Linked DNA regions of Homo sapiens: all the other regions are linked to region 2. A link is an interaction called in ENCODE POLR2A ChIA-PET data of the cell type or tissue named here. Cell type or tissue: A673. All regions are shown on one strand.

What was found. ChIA-PET counts read pairs that join two places held together with the same protein. Peaks named below come from ENCODE experiments on the same cell type or tissue, not always from the same donor. Only the 100,000 strongest peaks of a DNase experiment are listed, where the experiment ranks them.
Region 1: POLR2A ChIA-PET joins it to region 2 with 7 read pairs; 1 of 35 experiments calls an interaction of 5 or more read pairs at or near these places.
Region 3: POLR2A ChIA-PET joins it to region 2 with 5 read pairs; 3 of 35 experiments call an interaction of 5 or more read pairs at or near these places.

The regions. Positions count from the first base shown.
Region 1 is chr12:24,010,559-24,014,558 of GRCh38, reverse strand. It overlaps a transcript of SOX5 not described here. Among named protein-coding and RNA genes, the nearest start is that of SOX5, 63 kb to the right of the region's middle. RefSeq lists a silencer at 1,690-1,984. In A673, a CTCF peak has its summit at 1,860 (motif pointing left); a DNase peak (open chromatin) is centred at 1,828.
Region 2 is chr12:24,112,317-24,116,316 of GRCh38, reverse strand. It overlaps a transcript of SOX5 not described here. Among named protein-coding and RNA genes, the nearest start is that of MIR920, 98 kb to the left of the region's middle. In A673, no CTCF peak of the experiment used is centred here; a DNase peak (open chromatin) is centred at 2,406; H3K27ac peaks cover 680 bases.
Region 3 is chr12:23,698,646-23,702,645 of GRCh38, reverse strand. All of the region lies in intron 6 of SOX5 (SRY-box transcription factor 5), which reads left to right. Among named protein-coding and RNA genes, the nearest start is that of SOX5, 250 kb to the left of the region's middle. In A673, no CTCF peak of the experiment used is centred here; no DNase peak of the experiment used is centred here.

The sequences.
Region 1 (4,000 bases), 100 kb after region 2:
GCATTTGTTGTACATCAAACTTTTAAGTCTTTAGAAGAGTGGCCATTTCGTTCAGACATGTGTGGTGCTGCCAGGCTGTTTGCTGCCTTATACATAGTCACCAGAGAAAGGGCTGAGGATGGAGCAGGAACTGAAAGAGGCTAAAAGGCTCAGAAATCTCAGGGCTTCTTTAGGCAGGTTGGCTAAACCCACAGCCTCTGATGAGCATAATGCTTTCTCCCTCATATTCTCACAGGTTGGTATGCCGTCATGCATAATGAGTAGTTATCCAGGAAGGTTATATGTGATGACATACGGTTAAAGGAGGCGCTAAGAGAGGAATGTTGGCTTATCTGAGCTTTCCAGTCATAGAGTGCATTGATTAAACAAGAGCAACTAGCTTATTTTAAAATGCCCTGTGGAATCCATGCTTCATCTCCTCATCAGTTCTGTTTCCGAAATCCATTGCTAATAAAAGGAAAGTAAATCTTTTCATAAAAACTACAAGTCACGAAGGGTTCTCAGGTTCCTGTACACTAATAGACTAATAGACACTTCTCTTCAAATGGTATTACCCATCTCTCTCTTCTTATTTGCAAATGGGAAGAAGATACCAGCTCAAGTTGATTCTGTGTTTATCACTCATCTAGCCATCTAGAACAGCTGTACTTTGTCTTATTTCCACAATACCCTTTGGGCAGCTCCAAATGGGGCATCTCATGTGAAATAGGATGTATAAATGGTCTTAGAAATCTATGAAAACCATTTAAACTACAGCATTCTAATTTGTTCTAATATTTACTATATTTTATGGATAAAAATAATAAGCCTTACTTTATATCTCAAACTTCAGCCTTAAAAATGGTCTTCTATTTGTTAAGCTCTGAAGGAAATCAGATTAGTTTTGCAATTTTCCCATGAGTCCCTCAAATAAGACCAGATACAAATTAGTTCACTATAGCAGACCCTCCGCAAGGGTCTTCTCCAAGTATCTTTTTACTGTGTAAAGGACAAATCACCAAATTTCACATTGTTATTAAAAACTAGAGCTTCTTTTTGAAGCTTGGGAAACCAGGTTACTCTTGGCAATGGCACAGATTAAATATGCAGATACGTTTTAGAAATTCTCTTTTTAAATAAACAAATGAAATGGTCTCTTCTTATCTCTGAATGAACATTTTTCATTAAAATTATTAAGCTGTCTTAGGTTTTGAGGGGACATGTTCTCAATACCTCTTTTTTATTATGAAGAAAGTAAGTTTCGTAAATATACAGGGAAGTAGTTATAGCAGTTAAGTCAACACTGTTCAGACTAGCCTTCTTTACAGAAAGTATTGGAGCTCTAATGTGCACTTATTAAGAGGGCACCATTGTATTTTTTCTCATCTGTCTGCAGAGTCAGTCCATACAATTCCTGCTCTAAGCTTGACTAGAGACACATACAGAAACTCATCTCTTTATAAAGGCTTTGAATGATAATATGCTGTGAAGGTAGGGAAATAAAATGTGAAGATGATTTCGTATGTGCAGAAACTTTTTTTGTTCATGTTGGATAAGACACAATTTTTGAACCACAAATGTATTAATCTTTCATGGGAATGAAGTGATCACCAAATGAGATGGCAATAGCTACTTATCAATATGATTTATCAATAGTTCCTATTGCTTCTACTGAATAGATTTAGGGTGCTTCTACTGAATAGATTTAGGAAGTGTTTGGTAGTTCTCCATTGCGCTAGTGATGTCTCTTGTCTTCAACACTGATTTACCCCTGTTCACCCAAGACCTTAGGTATCAACCTCTTAGGATGTAACCTCTAATATTCTGCCCTAAAACAGTGGTTAAAAATGGATGTAGAGGAAAGAGTGCCACCTGCTGATTTCTCATCCTAAAGCAATTCTGATTTCCTTGGAGGTTTGTCAGACAAGATCTAGCAGTACCTGGTAGTATTTATTAAGCCATAGGTGACAAGTACAAAGCCTAGATTTGTAGGCTACAGTTTTGTAATCATGGAGTTATGAGGATGAGTCAGAGATATTCAAAGATTGATCACAAAATGTTTTCCTTCACTTTAAAATTATCTACTGTGAATTATGGGTTTGAAAAAAAATTCAAATCCATCATTTCATCAGCTTTTTACATCTCATTGAAAATTGTAGACAGTAGGACTTCCGTGTCATATGAAATTTCCATGTCCTGAATGTCTTCTGGACTCTTTCCAGTGTGGAAAAATATGTCTGATGTAAGTTACCTTTGTGATGTTGACTTGGAAACTGCCCTCATGAACAAGACTTTTCTTCATTCTGTCTTGCCAAGGGAACATACTTCATTCTAGTTGCCTGTGTTACTATGGAAAGAAGTTGCTTAAAGTAAAAATAAACAACCACTTGTCCGCTAAATAACCCATTTGCAAATTAAGATTCTAGACATTTACCATTTCTGTTTTTTTTCTGCTGAAGTCAGCAATTTGATGAAATTTTGTAAGTTTTTGAAGAATTATTAGTATGCAATTACAAAAAGTTAGCAAAAGTGATCTGTGGCTAAAGAACGCATGGACCTCTAACTGTTGAATAAAATTTGAAGTCCTGGGAAAAATGTTCACCTGAGTGTGATTCTAACATCAGATATCTCAGTTTAACCTTTTCTTTTTTTTCTACACTTGTATCAAAGATTAATAGGAGAAAATAATATTTTCTCTTGTTAGTCAATTGGCAGAGGAAATGTTCCATGTTAATACTCATTCGTTTAGGAAGACTCCTAGTATAAGTGTCATTTTAAAAGTTGACCAAGATAATAAATAAACTGCAATAGGGGATAAGTTTCACTTCAGATACATTACTTTACTATCCTTAATTGTTACTTTAGAATGGTCGCCGTTAACCTGTGTCTCCAGTGTTAAGGTGATTTTAACTCCAGTCAACTCAAGCCTGAATCAGGTTGTAGGCACAGCAAGAAGAATGAGCAACAAGAGGTTTTTACCACAAAGGAATAACTTGAGAAATGGGCCAGAACTGCTAATATCTCTTCCTACTCTACAAAATAAAAGTTGTTAACAAAAAATATGGAATCTTCTTCTTTTGGGAAAGTAAAAAGAAAGAATAGATGCAAAGAAGGGAGAGAATTAGGAAAGAAAATATATAAGGAAAATTTTAGTCACAATGGGCTCATCTACAATTTTGGTAAAATAAAACGTATTTCCCAATCCTGAAAAAATAGGAGATGATTATCAAGTCATTGATATGAATCACCATGGTGGCCACTTCTATTTAGGTAAAGTAAATTTGAGTGTGTGTGTATGAGTGTGTATGCATGTGCGCATGTGAATTATTTGTAAGACAAGGAACATTGTTTTCTATTTTTTTTAATTTGATTAATTGTAGATAATCTGCAAATAAGCAATTCTGCCTATATGTAAGTAGCCCTGCTGTATTACAAGCAATTTTCTAAATAGGCTACTTCAGTTTATTGCTGTATCATTGTCATGATTTCCCCTTTATTAGAAAATAAATATTTCCAATATGTACTTCTTAAAACAAAAATAGTGTTTAGCAATTATGTTGTCATTTGGGATTTAGTCCACTGGTCTCTTTGGCATCTAAACCCTATTAATATTTCAGAATATTATTCTTTTTTTTTTTTTGGAAATGGAGCATGGCTCTGTCACCCAGGCTGGAGAGCAGTGGCATGATCTCGGCTCACTGCAGCGTCTGCCTCCCAGGTTCAAGCAATTCTTGGGCCTCAGCCTCTTGAATAGCTGGGACTACAGGCATGTGCCACTACACCGGGCTAATTTTTTTTTGTATTTTTAGTAGAGATGGGGTTTTGCCATGTTGGCCAAGCTGGTCATGAGCCCCTGACCGCAAGTGATTCACCTGCCTTGGCCTTCCAAAGTGCTGGGATTACAGGCATGAGCCACAGCACCCGGCCTAGAATATTATTCAAATTTTTAAAGAAAGATTCTCCAAGAAATGCACAGCACTTGGTAGCAATGGCAATTTTTTAATAAGGTGTAAATTATCTT
Region 2 (4,000 bases):
TTTGTAATCTTATGTATTTTGTTTTATGCACTTAAAATATTATTTTGAGAACAGTTTCAAAGGCTTCACCAGACTGCCAATAGTGTTTATGCCAAATAAATGTTAACAATCTCTATTGTTATACACACAGTTCTTTGACTGATGAAATTTAGGTATTTAAGGCATCTTCTGCTATGAAAGAAGAGGATTGAACTCAGTTGTAACGTTTTATCAGCTCTTTTCCCCCCATCTTTTGATAGTTATATTACTTTACTTTGCTTCTCAATCGATTATCTTTTAAATTTAGGGATCTATGTATATACCTTAATTAATATTGCTATTAATTGTGTCTCTTCATGTTCTATTCTCCTACAGGAAGATATTAGCATCCCTATCCTTTTCTTTGGCTTTTGCTTCCACCCTCCTATTTTCCAGTTTCTGTCATCATTACTTTTATATTAACAATCTCAAAAACAATAACATATGCATTCTGTTCTAAAAAACATAATGATGTTCTGAAAACACAATTATTTATATGTTAATTTTCATTGGTGAAGATCTTAAACACTATTTGCATTGTTATGACTATGCAAGTTTTCACTGTAGTGTATATATAACCTTTTTGAGCAGTTCTTTGTTTTTCATGATGAAGTTTGTAATTACTTTCTTTTCCTATTATTTTATTTTTTGGCAATCTTTGCCTTTATCAAATCTTCAATTTTTCTCACACTTTCTGGCTTCTCACATATTCTAGTAAATATACTTCCCTCCCCCAACAGGGAGGGCTGTTGTTTTCCCTCCTTGGGGTCTCCCATTTCTGGAGTCTCCTTTGGATTGCGGTATTCTGGTTGTTTTTAAGGTTGCTATAGAGCTTATCGGGGTACATCTTCATGTAACTTACCAAGAAACTTTGCAAGGAACAAAAATTTCGGAGATTTTATGTGTCAAAATGATTTCATTCTGCTCGAACACTGATTTCTATAATTTAGTGGAATATAGAGTTCCAAGTTGATAACCATTTCAGCTTTTCGAAATTTCACAAAGATACATCAAGACTAGTTGTTTCTCTAATCGGTATTTTGTTTCTTTTTTGTTCTTGTTTATGTTTTGAACAGCAAGACTCTACCTCTAATCTGTGGGTTGTTTTAAGAATGTTAATGTCTTATGTATTGAGTTCTTCTGCTTTACTTTCTGCACTTTGTTTTCTCTTTTCTCTTTTTTGTATTAAACATTTTATATTGATTCTTTATAGCTCTTCTCTTATACATTCCGTCTTCGTTCAATTAAATCTTCAAGCCTATCTTTGAAATTTATAAAACTTTTATCACATCTATTTTCAATTTTTAAGTATACTTTTTTGATACTTCATTTTCATAGAATATTATTTTACTTTATTTAGTTAGAGACAGGGTCTCACTCTGTCACTCAGGCTGGAATGCAGTGGCCTAGTCATAGCTTACTGCAGTCTTGAACTCCAGGGCTCAAGGGATCCCCGCACCCCAGCCTCCCGAGTAGCTAGGACTATAGGCATGCACCACTATGCCCAGCCCAGTTAAATATTTTGTTTAGAGTCTGGCTGCATTGCCCAGGCTGGTCTTGAACTGGCTTCAAAAGACCCTTGATTCTCCCACCGTGGCCTGCCAAAGTTCTGGGATCACAGGCGTGAACCCCTATGCCCATGCCTAGCCAGAATACTATTTTATAAATTCAATATTTTTTTCAAGTCTGTTAATTTTTTTTTTTTTTTTTTTTTTTTTTTTTTTTGTGACGGGGTGTGCCCTGTCACCAGGCTGGAGTGCAGTGGTGCAATGTTAGCTCACTGCAACCTCCACTTCCCAGGCTCAAGCAATCCTCCCACCTCAGCTTCCAACAAGCTGGGATTACAGGCACACACCATCACACTCAGCTAATTTTTGTATTTTTTGAAGAGATGGGGTTTCACCATGTTGTCCAGGCTGGTCTGAAACTCCTGAGCTCAATCCATCTGCTCACTTCAGCCTCCAGAAGTGCTGCAATTTCAGACATGAACCACTGTTCTCGTCTTTTATGTCTTTGAATATTTTAATTTAAGATTTTTTTAAAAAAATTTTCTTCCCTGCATTCTGCTTCTCCCAGGACTTTTTTTTGAAAATTTTGTCTCTCCTTTTCATATTGTAATCTTTCCACAAATGTTTGGTGGTTCTTGATTGCCCATATAAACTTGCAGACTCTGATGTCTACATATCTTGACAGAGCTTATCAATGGGCAGACCTCACTTAGGAAGATGGGTCAGATGCTAGCCATAATTCTAAATTCTCCTCAGTCCTTCAAAATAGAGAGGTCTTTTATTGGAGGACTGCCAATTTCATTAACAAAACTCTCACATTTTTTTGTGAGGGAGTTTGCTGCATTACTGAATTCCAGGCAACATGCATGCAGTGGTAAAGTGAGTGGGAGGGGATTTGATTCTATTAACTGCCAAGCTTTCCCTCTAGGATTTCCTTTGTGGCCTCCATTAGCTAACAATTCCAAGTCTGGAACCTTCCTTAAGTATAACAGATAACAGGGCACCCAGTTGCTTTTTCCGTTTTAGCCGCTTCTTGGCTCTTGCAGGTTGCAGTTTTCTAGATTTTGCTTTGTCATTCTTTCTCTTGCCCCTTTCATTGTCCAGAAATCTGTTGAAAAAATTATATCCACTGATAATTACATCCCATACTCTTCATTTTTTAAACTTTTTATCTTTATTATTTATTATTGTAGTATGGTGTCTCTGAAAGATTGGAGAAGAATGTTTATAATCTTAAACCAGAAGCCTTGGGTATCACAGCATAATAATTAAGGTTTTATATTGTTTATGATTATTTGAGCCAAAGGCCTTTCTACCATTTATCAAAACAAAGTATTTTTGTAAACTTCAATATACATTAATTTTTTTCAGAAATGCAACACAAATATGAAAACAAATAAATATTATACTTCATTTTTTCCTGAACTTTACCAAGGGTTGTTCACCATTTCAAAATAACATTTACCTCTTGAGTTACCAGATAACAACCTAGTTGTATCAGTCTGCACTTTTAGCTCTTTTTTTTTTTTTTTTTTATGATTCTACATATATTTGCAAGTATCTGAGTTGATCATTTCTCTTCCAGGGTAGACATGCTGAGCATTTACATATTCAAATAAATATATAATTTTATTATATATTAATTCCTCTTAATTTCCTACTTTATATTACAGGTAGGACATTGTATTGATTTTGTCTAAATAAGCACCTGAACAGCTTACATAATTTTGAACTTTCAGAATAGTAAAGAGATGATAAAAACTGTTATTTAAAAATGAGCGCTTTGGTCTGATATGGTTGGGAACCAGTGTAAGAGGAAATATTTTATGGCTTTCAGTCTTGATAAGGAAAATAAGAATAAACTTCCACATATTGAAAAAAAATGGAACCCTAAAGACCGTTATTTCCATTGATGCTTTCTAAAAGCAATGATTAGGAAACAAATACCTTAGGGCAGTCATGGTGGCTCATGCCTAGAACCCCAGCACTTTGGGAGGCCAAGGTGGGTAGGCAGATTGCTTGAGCCCAGGAGTTCGAGACCAGCCTGGGCAACATGGTGAAACCCCTTCTCTCAAAAAGAAAAAGAAAAAAAAAATTAGCTGGGCAGTTGCACATGCCTGTAGTCCCAGCTACTCAGGAGGCTAAAGTGGGATGATCGTTTGAGCTCAGAAAGTCAAGTCTGCAGTGAGCCGTGATTATGCCACTGCATTCTAGCCTGGACAACAGAGCGAGATCCTGCCTCAAAAAAAAAAAAAAAAAAAAAAAAAAAGGAACCTTGAAGTTGTTCTGTATCCCTGCAGTCACATTCCATCTACCTGTTCTCTACTTGATGCTCTCCAATAGGGGTCAACAGACCTTTTCTGTAAAGGACCAGAGAGTAAACATTTTAGGTTTTGAGGGCTAGACCATTTCTGTTGGAACCACTTTAACTTTGGCATTTACAGCATGAATGTAGCTATACATAGTACATAAAT
Region 3 (4,000 bases), 410 kb after region 2:
TGTGTAACATCCTTTCTAAAGTTTTTTCTTTTTCTTATCATTTCAAGAAACAGAATCAATGCCAGGGCCAGAGACTGTGCTTGAACTCTATTCAGGATTCCCATTGATATCAGCAGGAGTTAATATTTAAGTGTTGTTTTCAGTCAAAGTAAAATATGGTTTCTCTAGTTTTAATGAACAAATAGCTTCATTTGGTTCACGTCCAAATATAATTAGTAACTACTACCACTCAGTTAAATACCCAACTTTGATGAGTATGAATCAAAATGGATTTGACCTTTTAGCTGATAATTTTGGGGGAAATTTGGAGACCTAGAAATGAATATATACTTAGGCATAAACTGTTTAAAATTAGTTTTTATCTTAAACAGATGACTTCTGCAAGAGTCAACCTTCTCATCTTCACCTTAGTTGTAATTAGTCCTTTAAATTATTTAATATTGCAGTGTAGATATTAAACATGGGAATCTTGAGACATATAGGTATTTAATAAAAAATGGTTAGAGACATATATTATTACGCTTAAAACAGCGTATAAGAGATATGAATCTGTTTCAACCACAGGCAAAATAAGAGACTTGAGTTAGACTTTCAGCTCTGTATTCTATGAGGTAAATCTTTCTTCATATTTTAGCCCTAGCATCGACATTTTGCTACTAGAATACTCATGGGTAGTGTTCATTTTAGCCTATGGAATGCCAAATAACAACTTCTAGTGTTTTTAAGGATTGGCATAATTTGGTATATCTTTGGAGGTAAAGAAAGGGTATGTGATAACAAAGAGAAATAGAAGAGAAATGGAGGAGAATGTAAAAATCTTTTGGTTTCTACCTACCAGGAGCTCCCCTTGATCCGTGACAATGTTTGGTGGGATCTGGCACAAACTACCAGGATGTTGAGGGAGGGGTCTTATGTCACTACAAATCTATTCTTGCTGGGGGACCAAAAAATGTTACCACTGAAAAATCACCTCTAGTAACGATCCTGTTTACATTTTAAGTAACTATACAATAATATGACTCTCTGATGAGAAACAGATAGCAAATGTTGAGGGAATTCATAATTAATTATAGTTCTAAATACTTACTCAAGTTGGGAAATAAAGACTGTCTTTGACCTTAATGATATGTTTATAAAGATTCATGTGTTAAAGTTTTTGATATGTGAGTTATCCATTATTATGTTTATGGTGAAGAGAGAAAAGGATTTTGCAGAGAGGGATAAACAATTTCTAAAAATAACAAAATCTAGCTGCAACTTAAGAAAAGGATCCTTTTTATTAAAAAAAAAATTTCAAGAAACCTCAGAATTCCAATTTCTCTTAAGAAAAGCTTGTGTATGATTTCTTGATAAACTAGTTCTGTTGGAGATAACAAAATGTGGTTGCTGTGCCATAGATATTGGCACACACTGAGCACTACCACAGTTTTCTTCAGAGTGGTTGGAAAGTTAAACCAAAATAAAATAAAATTAATAATTGCAGTAATTAAGGGTTATAACTAAGAAGTCGAAATAAGCCAACTCAAATTTCCTGAGGTAATTCAAAAATCTATTGGTTCAGGATGAAATTACAGATTAAAACAAGTGAAAACAGTACAAAGACAATAGTAAATTTTAATTTGTAAGCTTTTAAATACTCCATATGAAATTAAGACTGAGATATATGTGTGTGTTTGTATATATATACACACATATATATTTATACATGTATATATGTATATGTGTATATATATACACATACATATATTTCTATTTGAGGCTTTTAGAACTTTTATTAGCTATCAATATAATAAAAATATTTAATGACACCAAAATACAGTACACTAAGGAAGAACTCATTTGGGCTGTTCTCTGTCTTCTGAGTAATCTAGTTTCATACTTTTTTATTTGGCTTGAATAATTTCTGTCACCTTAATTCTTCTCTACATATTTATGAAAACTATTAACCCATTCTCTACTTTATAAAGGGAAAGTTTTCATTATTCCTACCCTCTCTGCCATACTTTGACATTTAAAATTGTAGTGGCCACCATTCAAGGGAAAGAGTTTTTGAGAGTCACGACCAGGAGAGTATGGTCAGCTTTTGCTTCCCATACCCCAAATTGTGAGGCCTTTACTTGTGGCATTGTGAAGGAACAAGTGCTCAAAGGCACTTTGAGCTTGTTGAATCAACTAGTTTTTGGTTAAAAGTGCTTTATAATATATTTCTGCTCTTACGAGAATTAAATGAAAAGTCTCAAGAGAGAAAAATGAGAAGTTTAAGATGGGTCTAGAACACAGACTACGACACTGTAAGCTAACACAAAAGCTGGGCTACCCTGCAGTCAAATTCTTACAGCAACATTAGGATCAGAGAATAAGCTTTGGATAATCCAAAAGATGGTGGAGCTTAACCTGAGACTGTCTCATTAAGCTTAGACTAAGTTAAAAAACAGAAGAAAAAAAAAAGTTAGAGATATAAATTCCACTCGTATTAAATTTGTTGTGTGTCAGCAGCAGCTTTGCTCTACATTCTTTTCAATCCAAGATCAAGGCTTACAGAGCAGTTCTGGTCTGGGACATGATAATTTGACAGCAGAGAGAGAACAGGTATAGCGGAAATATGCAATGACTCTTAAAATTTTTTCTCAGAAATTGCACCCATCATTTCTTCCCATGTTTTTTTATAAAACAGAGCAAGTCACATGGCCAAGTCTGGCATCAGTAGTGTGGGAAGAAAAATCCTTCTAGAGGGACCCTGTAAAGTAGGGCATCAACTATTTTAAAAGTAAACTCTCTTAACCACTAGGCTACACTGCTTCCCCTTATTTTAAAAGTAAACTCTATCACAATAGGTGTTCAAGTTCAGTAGAGCTCCTGAAAACCTGGTAGCATCCAAACCAACCCTCTCTGAAAGAAAGTATCTCTAATTTCATTTCCCAAGACTTCCACTTAAGGAAACATATACTCAAAATTAAAAATTGCAAAACACACAAAGGAGCAGTGCATAAAAAATAAGAGTACACATAAATACTGAAGTATTTAGCACTACCACTCTAAGATCTTCAACTATTAGAAGTATCATATAGACAATATAAAATAAATATGCATAGAATGCTAAGGAAACAATGAAACCACACAAAAAATAAACATAAAAAACTTTCAAAAATAAACAAATATTTGAAAGATAACTAAATGGAAAGAAAAACTATAGTAGCTGCAATCACAAATTCAGTCAATGGATGTTTTCTGTCTTCTTCTTCCAACTAGGTTAGAGATATAGGAACCAGATTAACCATGCCTCATAAACAACTAGAAAGCCAGAGAAAATATATGAGACAAAGGTGTTCAAACATTGGACAAATGAGGAGAGCCCACAGTGACTGTCCACAGCTCACTATCTGGTGAGACAAAGAACTCAGGCAGAACTTGGCAGTCTCTCTGAGTTAAAGAAACAAACATCAAGGTTCAGGGATGCCAAGGCAGGTAAATATATTTGCAGCACTGGAAAGAATAGCTTTTCAGAGGGAGAGACAGACAGACAGAGAGAAAAACTAACTCTTTTTCACTAGAAATCTGCAGATTGTGTTCATCAGGTCTTTTCTGAATACTAATCAGTGCATATGTATGTAAACTACCAAAGCCAGGTAAGGAACCTTTGGAAAAGAGCTAACAGGAACAATAATCCTCAGTTCTCACCTGTGCTAGAAATACTTTCTGTTTTCACAAGGCAGAATGGAGGAACTCGTAACATGTAGAGGGTAGGGTTGTATCTTCAGGAAGAGTATTGCTTCAGTTGTGGAACCAAGTTAATTTTAGTCTAATAGCTATTCCAGACCAGACCTTAAAAACAGGTATAAAGTAAGACTTGAAAGGATGAAATTGTTTCCAGATAAATTCAGTGAACCCCAGAACAACCCCCCAAATAGATTACAAAAAGTAAGATGAAATTCAAAATGTTTTATCACTCGATCAAAAAATAGCATGCATAGAAAGAAGCAAGAAATCACACAATCAGAAG